Regions from separate parts of the Homo sapiens genome. Here regions 1, 2 and 3 are each linked to region 4. The links are chromatin contacts, found by Hi-C or POLR2A ChIA-PET in ENCODE. All regions are on one chromosome and are shown on one strand. Each heading gives the region's core, a stretch centred on a gene start or an enhancer-like site at or near the end of the contact. The rest is flanking DNA. Distances are from core to core; before and after follow the strand shown.

The links. Hi-C counts contacts between places; a loop is a spot of excess contacts on that map. ChIA-PET counts read pairs that join two places held with the same protein, here RNA polymerase II (POLR2A). Pooled maps may share reads with other maps.
Region 1: a loop to region 4 is called in a pooled map, with 7 times the contacts of the local background. The contact joins the promoter of RAB5IF here to the promoter of CEP250 in region 4. A Hi-C loop is called at or near these places in 4 of 50 pooled maps. POLR2A ChIA-PET finds 5 or more read pairs at or near these places in 2 of 52 experiments (A673 and activated CD4-positive, alpha-beta T cell).
Region 2: a map of PC-9 shows a loop between it and region 4 (8-fold over the local background). The contact joins the promoter of TGIF2 here to the promoter of CEP250 in region 4. A Hi-C loop is called at or near these places in 1 of 168 maps with a recorded cell type or tissue (PC-9) and 4 of 50 pooled maps. POLR2A ChIA-PET finds 5 or more read pairs at or near these places in 5 of 52 experiments (Caco-2, GM12878, HEK293T and 2 more).
Region 3: a loop to region 4 is called in a pooled map, with 3 times the contacts of the local background. The contact joins the enhancer-like site here to the promoter of CEP250 in region 4. A Hi-C loop is called at or near these places in 1 of 50 pooled maps. POLR2A ChIA-PET finds 5 or more read pairs at or near these places in 2 of 52 experiments (Caco-2 and WTC11).

Annotation. Positions count from the first base shown.
Region 1 is chr20:36,604,527-36,607,482 of GRCh38, reverse strand. RAB5IF (RAB5 interacting factor) reads right to left here and starts at 1,704. Exons shown (of 4, transcript NM_018840.5): 1 at 1,418-1,704. The coding sequence starts at 1,531. All of the region lies in intron 2 of TGIF2-RAB5IF (TGIF2-RAB5IF readthrough), which reads right to left. RefSeq lists enhancers at 1-559, 1,911-2,050, 2,781-2,830 and silencers at 1,401-1,710, 2,390-2,789.
Region 2 is chr20:36,571,860-36,574,857 of GRCh38, reverse strand. TGIF2 (TGFB induced factor homeobox 2) reads right to left here and starts at 1,261. Exons shown (of 3, transcript NM_021809.7): 1 at 1,113-1,261. TGIF2-RAB5IF (TGIF2-RAB5IF readthrough) reads right to left here and starts at 343. Exons shown (of 5, transcript NM_001199535.2): 1 at 223-343. DLGAP4-AS1 (DLGAP4 antisense RNA 1) reads left to right here and starts at 1,583. Exons shown (of 5, transcript NR_109939.1): 1 at 1,583-1,946. RefSeq lists silencers at 905-1,074, 1,145-1,234, 1,265-1,584 and enhancers at 2,085-2,144, 2,763-2,998.
Region 3 is chr20:34,403,977-34,407,095 of GRCh38, reverse strand. All of the region lies in intron 3 of ITCH (itchy E3 ubiquitin protein ligase), which reads right to left. Among named protein-coding and RNA genes, the nearest start is that of ITCH, 42 kb to the right of the region's middle. Within about 2 kb of position 1,540, at least 6 of the 41 ENCODE cell types and tissues checked have a DNase peak (open chromatin) inside an H3K27ac peak, as active enhancers do.
Region 4 is chr20:35,454,138-35,457,442 of GRCh38, reverse strand. It overlaps CEP250 (centrosomal protein 250), which reads right to left and starts at 1,845. Exons shown (of 35, transcript NM_007186.6): 1 at 1,692-1,845. It also overlaps a transcript of GDF5 not described here. RefSeq lists a silencer at 2,051-2,430 and enhancers at 2,451-2,600, 2,861-2,910.

The DNA of each region.
Region 1 (2,956 bases), core at 455-2,954, 1.2 Mb before region 4:
CGAGGCGGGTGGATCACCTGATGTCAGGAGTTCAAGACCAGCCCGGCCAACATGGTGAAACCCTGTCTCTACTAAAAATACAAAAAATTAGCCGGGTGTTGTGGCGGGCGCCTTTAATCCCAGCTACTTGGGAGGCTGAGGCAAGAGAATTGCTTGAACCTGGGAGGTGGAGGTTGCAGGGCAACAAGAGTGAAACTCCGTCTCAAAAAAAAAAAAAAAAAAAGATACATTTAGACATCATTAAGCGATCACTTCCAGAATCTGTGCTCTAAATCAAAATTCTAGAGGTGCATATATAATATGGCCTGTAATGAAATGACTGTGATAATAATTGTGCTACTGGCCGCACATACGGATTAGAACCATAAATGCTGGAGGCAGGTGCCACTATATTTAAGTTTAATGGAAGAACACAGACGACTCAGGTTTCTGATCTGCCCTAGATTCCAGAAACCAGTCCTTATACAAGAAAAGAAAGAAATGACACAGCAGATTAGAGACTGCAGGTTTTGCAAGAGCTGGGCAGGGCTGGGGGCAGAACAAGGGCACCTTCAGGAAGTGCCTCCCATCCCCCTTTACAGGAACTTCAGGAAGGAAAATCCACTTCGGCAGCCCAGAAAACCAAGAAATGACTGCAAATATAATACGCTTTTCAAGCTACCTGGAATCAAGCTGTTTGTGATGGCCCCTTCCAGATCATGGAGCAGAGTTACGAAGCATCCTCCGAATGGGACGAGTAAGAACGTTCTGAAGTCCCAACCAATTCTCGCACATATCTGGTGGCGTTTCTCCACCCCCACACCTCACACTCACCCAGCGGGTGGTCTCAGTCTCCCCTCTTGACTCATGCTTATCAAAGTATTCGGTCCTTTACATTCAACAAGCAACAGCAGCTCAAGATTAGCGAGCCTCACTATGTGCAAAAGGCTTTAATGTACCACAGTACCCCACTTCAGAGTTATTCTGAGTTAAACGAGATTCCGCTTGCAGAGCACCTGGCACGTAGAAAGCATTCTCAGCAGAAGTCTGTTACTGTTAATGTTTGTGCTACTTAATTCGAAAGAAACAAGTAACCTACTCAAAACCCTACTGCACATAAAAGGCGGAGGCCGAATCGAATTCAGCTCCCTTTCCCAGTTCAGGCACAAACCCTGCCCGCGAATGACAACGCCTCTCCCCGCTCCTCGCCAATTCCGCATAACTAGGGGGCTTCATCCTTAGGCCACCCTTCGGGGAGCTCCAAGCCCAGCTGTCCGCCCAGTGCCCGCCAAGTTTGCTCTGACACCCTTGGGCCACCCGCCCCACTGCCCTACTCGATTGTGCCGGAACGAGGACGAGGGCAGGCCCGCGCCAGTCTTCCGTTCCCCGAGTCCCAGCCGACTCCTCGCACCCGCGCCCTGTTCAGACTCCACCGTACCTTATCCTCCCAGGCCGCGTCGCTCCGCAGCACCTTACTCCAGACGGAGACTTTGAGGGCCCCGTTGGCCAGCTGCGGCTGAGGCGGCTCCTCCTTCCGCCGCCCGCCGCTCATCCTCCCGTCGCGCCGCCCGGGCCGGGCCTGGGGCGCGCGGGCTGAGCCAAAGGGAGTCGGGGTCTAGGGTCGCAGGTCACGGCGCGGGGCGGCTGCAGGCTCAGCGGCCCGGTCCTGCGGCGCGCTGCGGTTCCTCACAACCTGGCCAAGCTACCCGGTTCCGCCGGCTCTACAGAGCAGGCGCCGCGAAGGGAGGGGCGGTGCAGTGTCGCGCGCCCTCCCGCCGACGTGCTCACGCAGCCAATCGGCGACCGCGAAGCCATCCGAGTGAAACAGCGACCGGCGCCTTGGCGCAAGCGCGCTACTCGTGGCGGAAATGACGTCAGCATCCGCCGGGCTCGCGGTAAGGTGTGAGGGGAGGGACAATCTTGGTAGAACGGTGACATGGGCGCCAGGAGGCGCTGTGGAGACCGAGGAGGTAGGGGAAAACCGAGGCTGGACGTCAGCGTCGCCCAGTCGGCCACAGCTGCCCCTCGAGCAGCGAGTGGGGCAGGAGCGGCTCTACCTTTCCTTGCGACCTACTCGCCTGCTGAGCCCAGACCTTGCTCCAGGGTAGCTCCAAGCTGCCCCACAGGATTTAGCCCGCTTATTTTCTCCCCTAACCCTGCAAGTTCTGTAGGGCCTTGTTGAAGATGTTAACTCTTCTGTAATAACTAACCATTTCATCTTGCCCAGCACCCTCTTTTGGCACACGAGAGCCCTGAGACCCCAAAAGAGGAAATGAGATTCTGAGGCCGTATAGCAAGGTGGACCCAACCGGGGACTCCTGGGCGGCAAATACAAGGATTGGGTTAGGTATCAGGATATCTGAGTGTTCACATACAGCGTCCTCACCATGTGCTGCGTCAGTGGTTCACAAAGTGAGCTTCCGGATCAGCAGCGGCCGTATCGCCTGGGAACTGGGTAGAGGCGCAGGTTCTCGGCCCCCATTCCACGCCTACTGACTCAGAACCCCTGGGGATGGGGCTCCTTCCGGTGGCCCTCCAGGTGGTGCCAGGCTCACTGTGCTGGTAAGTCCAGAGACCAAGGCACATCCCTTCTGGACAGTGGATTTTTTTTTTTTTTTTTTTTTGAGACGGCACGGTCTCTGCTCACTGCAACCTCCACCTCCCGGGTTCAAGCGATTCTCGTGCCTCAGCCTCCCACGTAGCTGGGATCACAGGCGCCCACTACCACGCTCCACTAGTTTTTTTTGTATTTTAGTAGAGACGGGGGTTTCACTATGTTGCCCAGGCTGGTCTCGAACTCCTGAGCTCAGGCAATCCGCCCATCTTGGCCTCCCAAAGTGCTAGGATTACAGGCGTGAGCCACCTCACCCGGCCTCTGGACAGTGGATTTATAAAGACAAGTAATGTATCTGGTACCTGGGTGTGTCTGACTCCAGAATCTGTGCTCTTAACCGTTAAACTTTAAAGCTGAGAGTAT
Region 2 (2,998 bases), core at 12-2,511, 1.1 Mb before region 4:
CGCACTCACGCCCGCATTCCCAGCAGTTCAGACAAAGCGCGCAACCTCCCCCGCGGCCCAGACCGAGTCGGAGCACATGGCTCCTGGGTCGGCGAGGAATCGTCCGGCGCTCGGGGCGCTTGCACCCCACAGTCCCCACACCCCGGGCCGACTCCGCGCACCAGCTCCCGCGCGGGCCCGCCATCCCGGTGGGACGGGGGCTCTGGAAGAAAGAAAACTCACGTGTCTGTCCCGGGGCAGGAAAAAGTTTGGTTCCCACCCCTACTCCGGCAGTTCGGGGCTGGCCGACTCTTCGGGGCGCGGGGACGGCGGAGCGTGCGCGCTCGGCTTTGTGCTCCGAACTGGGCCCGGAGGGGGAGGGGAGGGGAAGGGAGGGGAGGGGGCTGGGCTCCCACCTCCGCGCCGCCCCCCCCCCCCCAGCCCTGCGCCCAGACTCCATGTTGGCCGCCCCCTGCCCCGGAGACTACGCGCTTCTCCCGCGGGAGGCTTGGATCACCTTCGGCCTGCCCGAGGGTCCCGGCGCGAACAAACTTTCTCCGGGGCGCCGGCCCCACGCGCCCCGCTTCCTTGGCCAGCCTGGGAGTGACAGATGCCTCGGAGACAGACTTTCCTTTGTTCCAAAGGAAAGGGGAACTCGCGCGGGCTCCCCAGGGCCCCCCCGCTCCGGGCCCTTCCCGCGGCCCCCACCCCCAGCTGTCACTCTCGGCCGCCCCCTGTCCGGCTCGGCGGCGGGGGGGCCCTGCTGGCGGTTAGCAACGTGCACTTTTGAAACCAAACAAATCCGTCCCCCCGCGCGCTCACTCAGGTCCGGTGCAGGATCGGCCCTCTCCTGGGGTGGGATCCTATGAAGCTGGGCCCCCCACCAGGGCCCCAAGCGGGCTTCCTCCCGGGGGCTGGAACAGTCCCCCACCGGCCCCCGGAGCGCAGCGCCGTCGGGACTCACAAACACCCCCCGGGGGCCGTCGGGACTCACAAACACCCCCGAGCTCACACACCCCCTACCGCACGCGCCAGGACGACGCCCCCTCCCCGTCCGGCCGAGAAAAAGAAACTTTCCAAGTTGTCCGCGCGCCCCCACCCCCATCTGGCCCTCTGCTGCTCCCTGCACTGACTTTTCCCAGCGGCTTTCGGGTCCACGCGGCCTCCGGCTCGGCGCGGGGCGTCCCGGCGGGGAGCGGGGGGCGCCGGGGGCGCGCGCCGCGTACCTGCCCGGCCTGACACTCGGCCTGACAGCTCGCGGCTGGAAAGCACCTCGCGGCCTGACGTCAGATCCCCTCTCCTCCCCCCGCGCCCTCTGCGCCCTCCCCCACCCGCCCGGAGGGAGAAAACAAACTTTGTGCGGAGCGCGACGAGCTGCGCCCACCCCCCGCGGGGCGGGCCGTCGGCGCCGAGGGGCTTCGCCCCGCCCAGCGCGCCCGGAGGGGGCGGGGCCGCGGGCACCTTCTTCCTGCGCCCACCCCGCCCTCAGGAATGCTGCATGGCCTACCCATAGCGGCGGTGGGAGCCTCCGCCGGGGAGAGCCCGCTCGGGGGCAGGAAGTGGCCCGGCCCTCCTCGTGGAGGGCGTTTCCGGAGCGCCTACTGTGCTCCTTGCCGGGGTGGGGGTCGTTACCGAGTGGGAACTTCTGCAAATCCTGACTTTTGTCACTTCGCGCCCCGCACAAGATGTCCTGCCGGCGGTGCGATTGGTCCCGTTGCTTCGAGGGGAAACTGAGGCCACTTAGTCCGGGCACTTACCCGCAGCTAGTTAAGGACTAGGCTCTGATGGAGACGCTTGTTACGACCTCAATGGCCTGTAGAATCTGGGAGGCCGCCTCCGACCTAAGCCCAAAAAGCACATGATCGGGCTCACAGGGGGCGGCCAGAGGTGAAAACAGCCAACGCTTTACAACGACGCTGTGCGGGGCACTTCGTGTGTGTCATCCCGTCTCATCCTCGGGTGATAGGGTATGTGTTGTCCTATGTAAGTCTCTGGCTTACTCATGAGCCGCAGAGAGGTTCTTGATTTGCTTTTGTCACACAGTCAACCGGTATCATTCAGCCCAGGTCGGTCGATAGTGAAGCCTGATCCCTTACCCCTTGTGCCCGGCCTTAAACGATCAGTCCAGGAGCTCCCGGAGTTCCTGTCTGGTTTCTTTTTCCTCTTCTGCCAGTTACACCCTACTCCAGAAGGTTTTCCTTGGCCTCCCCCACCCCAGTCAGTACATTCTTCCCTGCTCTCTGCTGTGGGTACCACATACTGTGATATTTCTGTTAACCAGCCTCTTAGGGCATCCCCCCACGCCCCCCAGCCCTGTACCCGGACACGGCTAGGTCCAGATATCTAGGGCCCTTGAGCTTGGAAATCGCTTTGAAAACAGCTTTTGGACTTAATTACCCTTTAGCAATGGAGAACTCTAGGAACAAAACTCTTAATTTTTTCCAAACAAGCCTTAAGCCAATCAGAATGCTGATTAAAGATTGTTAAGGTTTCACCTGGACACCCCATAGAAGCCAGACTTCCTGCAAATGTTAAAAACCTCCTCACGGCAGCGGGTGAAATGTCAGTGGCACTGCCTGTTGCTCTCCATTTCACAGACAGGGAAAATAAGGCCCAGAGTGTGGGTCAGAAACAATTTTTTTGGCCGGGGAAGTGGTGCTCCCCCCACGGCCCTGTGAAAGAAAAAGCCACGTCTGGGTTGCCTTAGGTAAGAAATGTAAAACCAATGGGCCTTGGCCTCTAGGAAATGTATGGGACAGGGACCTTCAGAAGAGGGGAGCCCCAGGGGGAAATGGGTGCGACCAGGTGAGCCTGGAGAGGGGGCTCTGGTAGTGGCTGCTGAGCTTGAACTCCGCACTAGGCGTTTTTCTCCTGTATGCGTAAGAGCCACATTCTGCCCTTTCTGGGGAAGCCACTGGGGGCCTGGGCTAGAGGAAGAGACCGCACCGTAAATTGTGCCTGCAGCAGCCCCTTAGACGAGTGTTTCCCAAGTCTGGTGCTAGATGTGGTTGGGAAAATG
Region 3 (3,119 bases), core at 291-2,790, 1.1 Mb after region 4:
GCTTTGTCCAGGCCCCTTACAGGGTATAACAAGTAGAAATCTAGCAAAGCACCCCATGATTTCCATAGGTGGCAAGTCATTGCTCCCTCATAGATGAGGTAACTACAACCAAGGAAGTACCCACCACCCAGGTTATCTACTCCACCACCCAGGTTATCTACTGTAGCAGCAAAGTTCAGAGAATGCTAATGCTCATCAAAGTTAAGGAACCCTTGGAGTTGTCAGAGGAGTTTATATAGTAACTACTTAAGAAGCTTAATATAGCCGGGTGCGGTGGCTCACGCCTGTAATCCCAGCACTTTGGGAGACTGAGACGGGCGGATCACGAGGTCAGGAGATCGAGACCATCCTGGCTAACATGGTGAAACCCTGTCTCTACTAAAAATACAAAAAATTAGCCGGGCGTGGTGGCGAGCGCCTGTAGTCCCAGCTACTCGGGAGGCTGAGGCAGGAGAATGGTGTGAACCTGGGAGGCGGAGATTGCAGTGAGCCGCGATTGCGCCACTGCACTCCAGCCTGGGTGACAGAGCAAGACTCCATCTCGAAAAAAAAAAAAAAAAGAAGCAGCAGCTTAATATATAGTCCAAAGTCTGGATATCTAAGCAGGCATAGTCCCAGGTGGTGGCCCTGAAACTCTGACTTTACATATATCAAATACTTCCATCCTTTTAGGCTTATGTGCCTTTTTGCTGGCATTCAAGCTAGCCACAGAATGACTGACTGAAGAAAAAGAAGAGTTGCAAGAGAAGGCTAGACAAATAGACAAGATCAAGCATGGTGGTTCACACTTGTAATCCCAGCACTTTGGGAGGCTGAGGCAGGAAGATCACTTGAGGCCCAGGAGTTTGAACAAAGCCTGGTCAACATAGTGAGACCCCCGTCTCTACAAAAGATAATTTTAAAAATTAGCCAGGCATGATGGCGTGCACCTGTAGTCCCAGCTGCTGGGGGGAGGCTGAGGCAGGAGGATCGCTTAAGCCTGGGAGGTCAAGGCTGCAGTGAGCTGTGATTGCACCACTGCAATCCAGCCTGGGCAACAGAGCAAAACTGTCTTTTAAAAAAAAAAAAAAATTGTTTCAGATGCCAGATGCTGAGACATCTAAGTGGAAACATGAAATAGAAAGTCTTTTTCAGAATAAAAAATATTCAAGTGGGGACCAGAGCTATCTCTGATTAAAATGTAATAGGCCGGGCACGTAATACCAGCACTTTGGGAGACCCAGGCGGGAGGATCACTTGAGCCCAGGAGTTTAAGACCAGCCTGGACAACACAGTGAGACCTCATCTCTATTAAAAAATAAAAAATAAAAAAAAAGTACTATTAAATCAAAGCTCTAGTGCTTAATATAGAGCCAAATTTAATCACAGGATTACACAGAAAAACATAAAATTTCTACTTTTAATACATTTCTGGTCTAAGAAAAGGTGAAATAGCCCAAACAATTATACATACACTCATTATATTTCAGGGCCTCTTGTGGCACTCTGAAACTGATTAAACCTAGAACAAAGAGCAACGCAAGGCTGACAGGAAGGAAATGATCTGCCCCTGTTGGGGCTTTCTAGGATTCAAACTTTTTTTTTTTTTTGAGATAGGAGTTTCGCTCTTGTTGCCCAGGCTAGAGTGCAATGGCACAATCTTAGCTCATTGCAACCTCCGCCTGCCGGGTTCAAGCGATTCTCCTGCCTCAGCCTCCCAAGCAGCTGGGGTTATAGGCACGCGCCGCCACACCCAGCTAATGTTTGTATTTTTAGTAGAAACGGGGTTTCACCATGTTGGTCAGGCTGGTGTCAAACTCCTGACCTCAGGTGATCCACTTGCCTCGGCCCCTCAAAGTGTTGGAATTACAGGCGTGAGCCACTGTGCCCAGCTGGATTCAAATTTGTGAAAGCAATTTTGCTACATAATCCTACCAAACCCCACTGAAACCTTTTTTTTTTTTTTTTTTTTTTTGAGACAGGGTCTGGTTCTGTCACCCAGGCTGGAGAATAGTGGCACAATCTCAGGTCACTGCAACCACCTCTACCTCCTGGGCTCAAGCCATCCTCCCATCTCAGCCTCCCAAGTGGCTGGGACTACAGGTGCGTGCCACCACATCCAGGAAATTTTTGTATTTTTTTTCTGGTAGAGACAAGCTTTTGACATGTTGCCCAAGTTGGTCTTGTACTCCTGGGCTCAAGAGATCCACTTACCTAGGCCTACCAAAGTGGTGGAATTACAGGCATGAGCCACCAGGCCTGGCCTAACAAACTTTACATGGGGGTGGAGGAGCACCAATTTTAGTATTTACCATGTGCCTGCACGTAAATGTCATTTCAATATCAATACCTATTCTGCGAAACAGGTATTACTGTCCTAATTTTTACACATAAAAAGAGAAGCGGCCGAACGTGGTGGCTCACACCTGTAATCCCAGCACTTTGGAAGTCTCAGTCAAAAGGATCAACGGGGGTCAGGAGCCAGCTTGACAAACATGGTGAAACCCTGTCTCTACTAAAAATACAAAAATTAGCCAGACATGGTGGCAGGCGCCTGTAATCCCAGCTACTCAGGAGGCTGAGGCAGGAGAATCACTGCAACCCGGGAGGCAGAGGTTGTAGTGAGCTGAGATCATGCCATTGCACTCCAGCCTGGGTGACAAGGGTGAAACTCCATCTCAAAAAAAAAAAAAAAAAAAAAGACAGAAGCTCTGTGAAATTTAAAAATTTGCCCAAGGGTCACACTGCAAAACCTGGACAGGAGAAATTATTTCAGTATTCAAATCTCAAAGTCTAGATTGAACAAAACCTTGTGTTATAGTCATAATATTACAAATATAAAATAAATCAATGTACTACTTTCTGAAAACTAAAGTCCCACAGTAAATTAAACAAAAAAATAAAAAACTATACATTATAAACCGGAAGAAAAAGGACCAGAAAAATGTCAGTCTCATCTGACACCTGGGCTACTATGAGAGGCCTCTAAACAACTGTTTTTACTCTCACTTCTCCAATCCAACCCCTCACAGCCACCAGAATTATTTTCCTAGAATAGATGTGATCATGTCATTAATGTCATTACTTAAATGATTCTTTATTGCCTGAAAAATGAAGTTTAAACTCTTATGGGGCATTTT
Region 4 (3,305 bases), core at 596-3,095:
GCAGTGAGCTGTGATCACGCCACTGCACTCCAGCCTGGGACAAGATGCTCAAATAAATAAATAAATAAAATACTATCACCTCTCCACATAACACTAGTACTTTTATTTACCTTACCATGCTTTTTCTGTCCCTATCTAATTATTATGTAATATACTTACCAAAATGCAAATTCCACAAGTGCAAAAGCATTGTTTTATCGAATGCTGTATTCCCAGCTCCTACCTAAAACACAGCCTGGTTTATAACAAGTGCCCATTATTACTGACTATTATAGGACATTAGGTAACATGATCCATATTATCACCAATGGTCTTGCAAAATGCTAACAGCTCTATTACCTATATAAAAAGCAAAAAAACAGGCTGGGTGTGGTGGCTCACAACTGTAATCCCAGCACTTTGGGAGGCTGAGTTGGGCAGATCATTTGAGGCCAGGAGTTCGAGACCAGCTTGGCCAACATGGCAAAACCCCATCTCTCCTAGAAATACAAAAATTAGCCAGGCACGGTGGCGGGCGCCTGTAATCCCAGCTACTCAGGAGGCTGAGGCGGGAGAATCGCCTGAACCTGGGAGACAGGATGTTCCAGTGAACCCAGATCGCACCACTGCACTCCAGCCTGGGTGACTGAGACCAGGTCTCAAAAAAAAAAAAAAAAGTGGGGGGAGGCATATAACTTATAGCTTGGTCAGTGGCAGAGCAATGACTGAACCCCAATCTGATTCCAAATTCTACACTCTCTCCATTACATTAGCTGTTAAAGCATGAACATTACATTAGTTAAAGCATGGACTACGAACTCACAGCTCTGTGAGGGGCACTTCTTAAATAGTGAGCGATAATGACACCTATGTCTGCAGCTTTCTGATCGAAAAGGAGCAAAGAAAGATAGAAGAACTAAAGGAACAGAGGGCGTACCAGTAGCCTTGGTTTTGTTGTGACCTCTATAAATCTGGGACCAGTTCTCCTTTCTAAGCCTTCGCGGTAAAATACTGATCACAAGCCTAGCCTCCAATAACTCCCAGGGCCAAAGTAAAGATCAATTCAACAGACGTTGATTAAACCCAAAGGCAATCTAGTCAAGTCATCAAATGCCCTGGGGACAGTTTCCCAGCTCCATCCACTTATTAGTTGTGGGACTCCTGGCAAATTACTTTTTCTATGAATACCTCAGTTTCTTCATGGGTAAAACGTGAAGCTATAGAAAGAACTCACCCCATAGGATTGTTGGGAAGATTAAATAGGCCTTTGGCTGAGCGCGGTGGCTCACGCCTGTAATCCCAGCACTTTGGGAGGCCGAAGCGGGCGGATCACCTGAGGTCGGGAGTTCGAGATCAGCCTGACCAACATGGAGAAACCCCGTCTCTACTAAAAACATAAAATTAGCCGGGTGTGGTGGCGCATGCCTGCAATCCCAGCTACTTGGGAGGCTGAGGCAGGAGAATCGCTTGAACCCGGGAGGCGGAGGTTGAGGTGAGCCGAGATCGCGCCATTGCACTCCAGCCTGGGCAACAAGCGCGAAACTCCGTCTCTAAATAAATAAATAAATGGGCCCTTATGTGTAATGCATTCAGTAGCACCTGACAATTTGTGATCATTCCGTACAGTAAGCCATGACTATTATCATCACGTGCTAGGCCCTGGGATCTAGAGATGAAAAAGGCAAGGCATAACATCTAACGAACGAGCTTACGGTGTCAACGAGGGGCCGGGAAAGTAACTCGGTGCACAGCGAGTGCAAAAACCGAGAAGCGAATGCAGCTGCGCCTGGAGAAGGCGGCTGAGAAGCGATACTTCAGCAGGGTCCTGAAGAATGGGAGCTCCAGAGTCGGGTGGCGGGTGGGACTGGGCTTTCGGATAGATTACGTGCAAATCCGCCAGGACACAGGGAGCGAGGGGCGGGGGGGCGGCAGAGCGCGGCGCCTCACCCTCCCAGCCTGGGATTGCGGCTACTGGACACGAGGGTCGGGAAGCTCTCCTTCGGCGCCGACTGGAGCTTAGCGTGCTGGCGGCAGCAAGAAGCTGAGGCAAGCGGGCCCCGGGCCCTAACGACGCGTCCCAGCCCCTCTCTGGGCCTCGGGTTCCTCCCGGGTAACAAGAGGCCGCTGCCCGAACGGGATTCCCTCAGGCGCCCTAGACGGGCGGGTCTCCGGGCCTCGGACGGTTAACCCGAGCACCTCCCACCTGCCCCTGAGGCCCCACCTCACCACGCTCGGCTCCCGCAGACGCCCGGCTAGTTGCTCCGCGATTGAGCTGCGGCAGCCGCTGCTAAGGCCCTGCGGGGGACGGGGGCGGAGCCCACCCCGAGGCAGAGGGCCAGGCCCCGCCCCCCCAAACTCCCGCCCTTTGGGAGGGGCCCGCCCCTCCAAGTCCTGCACCTATAGGCAGACTGAGCCGGCGCAGGGCCTCCCGCCATGTTGGGTATTGGCAGCCGACTTACTAGAGAGGCCCTGAAGGAAAGGGGGTATTATTTTAAGAATTATAAGATCCCTAGCCAGAAATGGGGACGGTCAGGGTCTCTGGATTCGCGAAAGGGACATTTCGGAAGCAGAAAAGAAAAATTGCCCTCAATCATTTCGCTTTTGGCTTCAGTGTTACATACAGCGCATGTGCAAGGTCACCTGGTTCTAGGTGCGCCTGCGCACAGCTCCACCTACAAACCAGACTACAATTACAACTGCCGAGAAACAAAGGGGCTCGCTGCCACTGGTTAGCGATAATACTGGCAGCGCGACCGGTTTCTGAGGGTTGTTCACCTTGCTGCTCAGACGCTCCGAGAAGCTTCAGGCAGCATAACACTTACAGGCGAGTTACTTACTCAACACTCGGTTTTGTCTGCATGTCTCTGCACAGAGTGTTACCTTTACCTGACTTAATCCGTCCCGGAGCTGCAGTTCTGCTTAAGCCTGACTTCTAGAGAACTTTTTCTTCCCAATAGGACCCATGCGTTATTCCTGTAGCATTTTGTGTATAAATTTTTTTTTTTTTTTTTGAAATGGAGTCTTGCTCTGTCGCCAGGCTGGAGTGCATTGGCACGATCTCGGCTCACTGCAACCTCTGCCTCCCAGGTTCAAGTAATTCTCCTGCCTCAGCCTCCCGAGTAGCTGGGACTACAGGCGCCCGCCACCACGCCCGGCTAATTTTTGTATTTTTAGTAGAGACAGGATTTCACCATGTTGGCCAGGATGGTCTCGATCTCTCTTGACCTCGTGATCCTCCCGCCTCGGCCTCCCAAAGGGCTGGGATTACAGGCGTGAGCCACCGCGCCCGGCCTTGTGTATAAATTGTTAATGCACTTTCTTAGAGT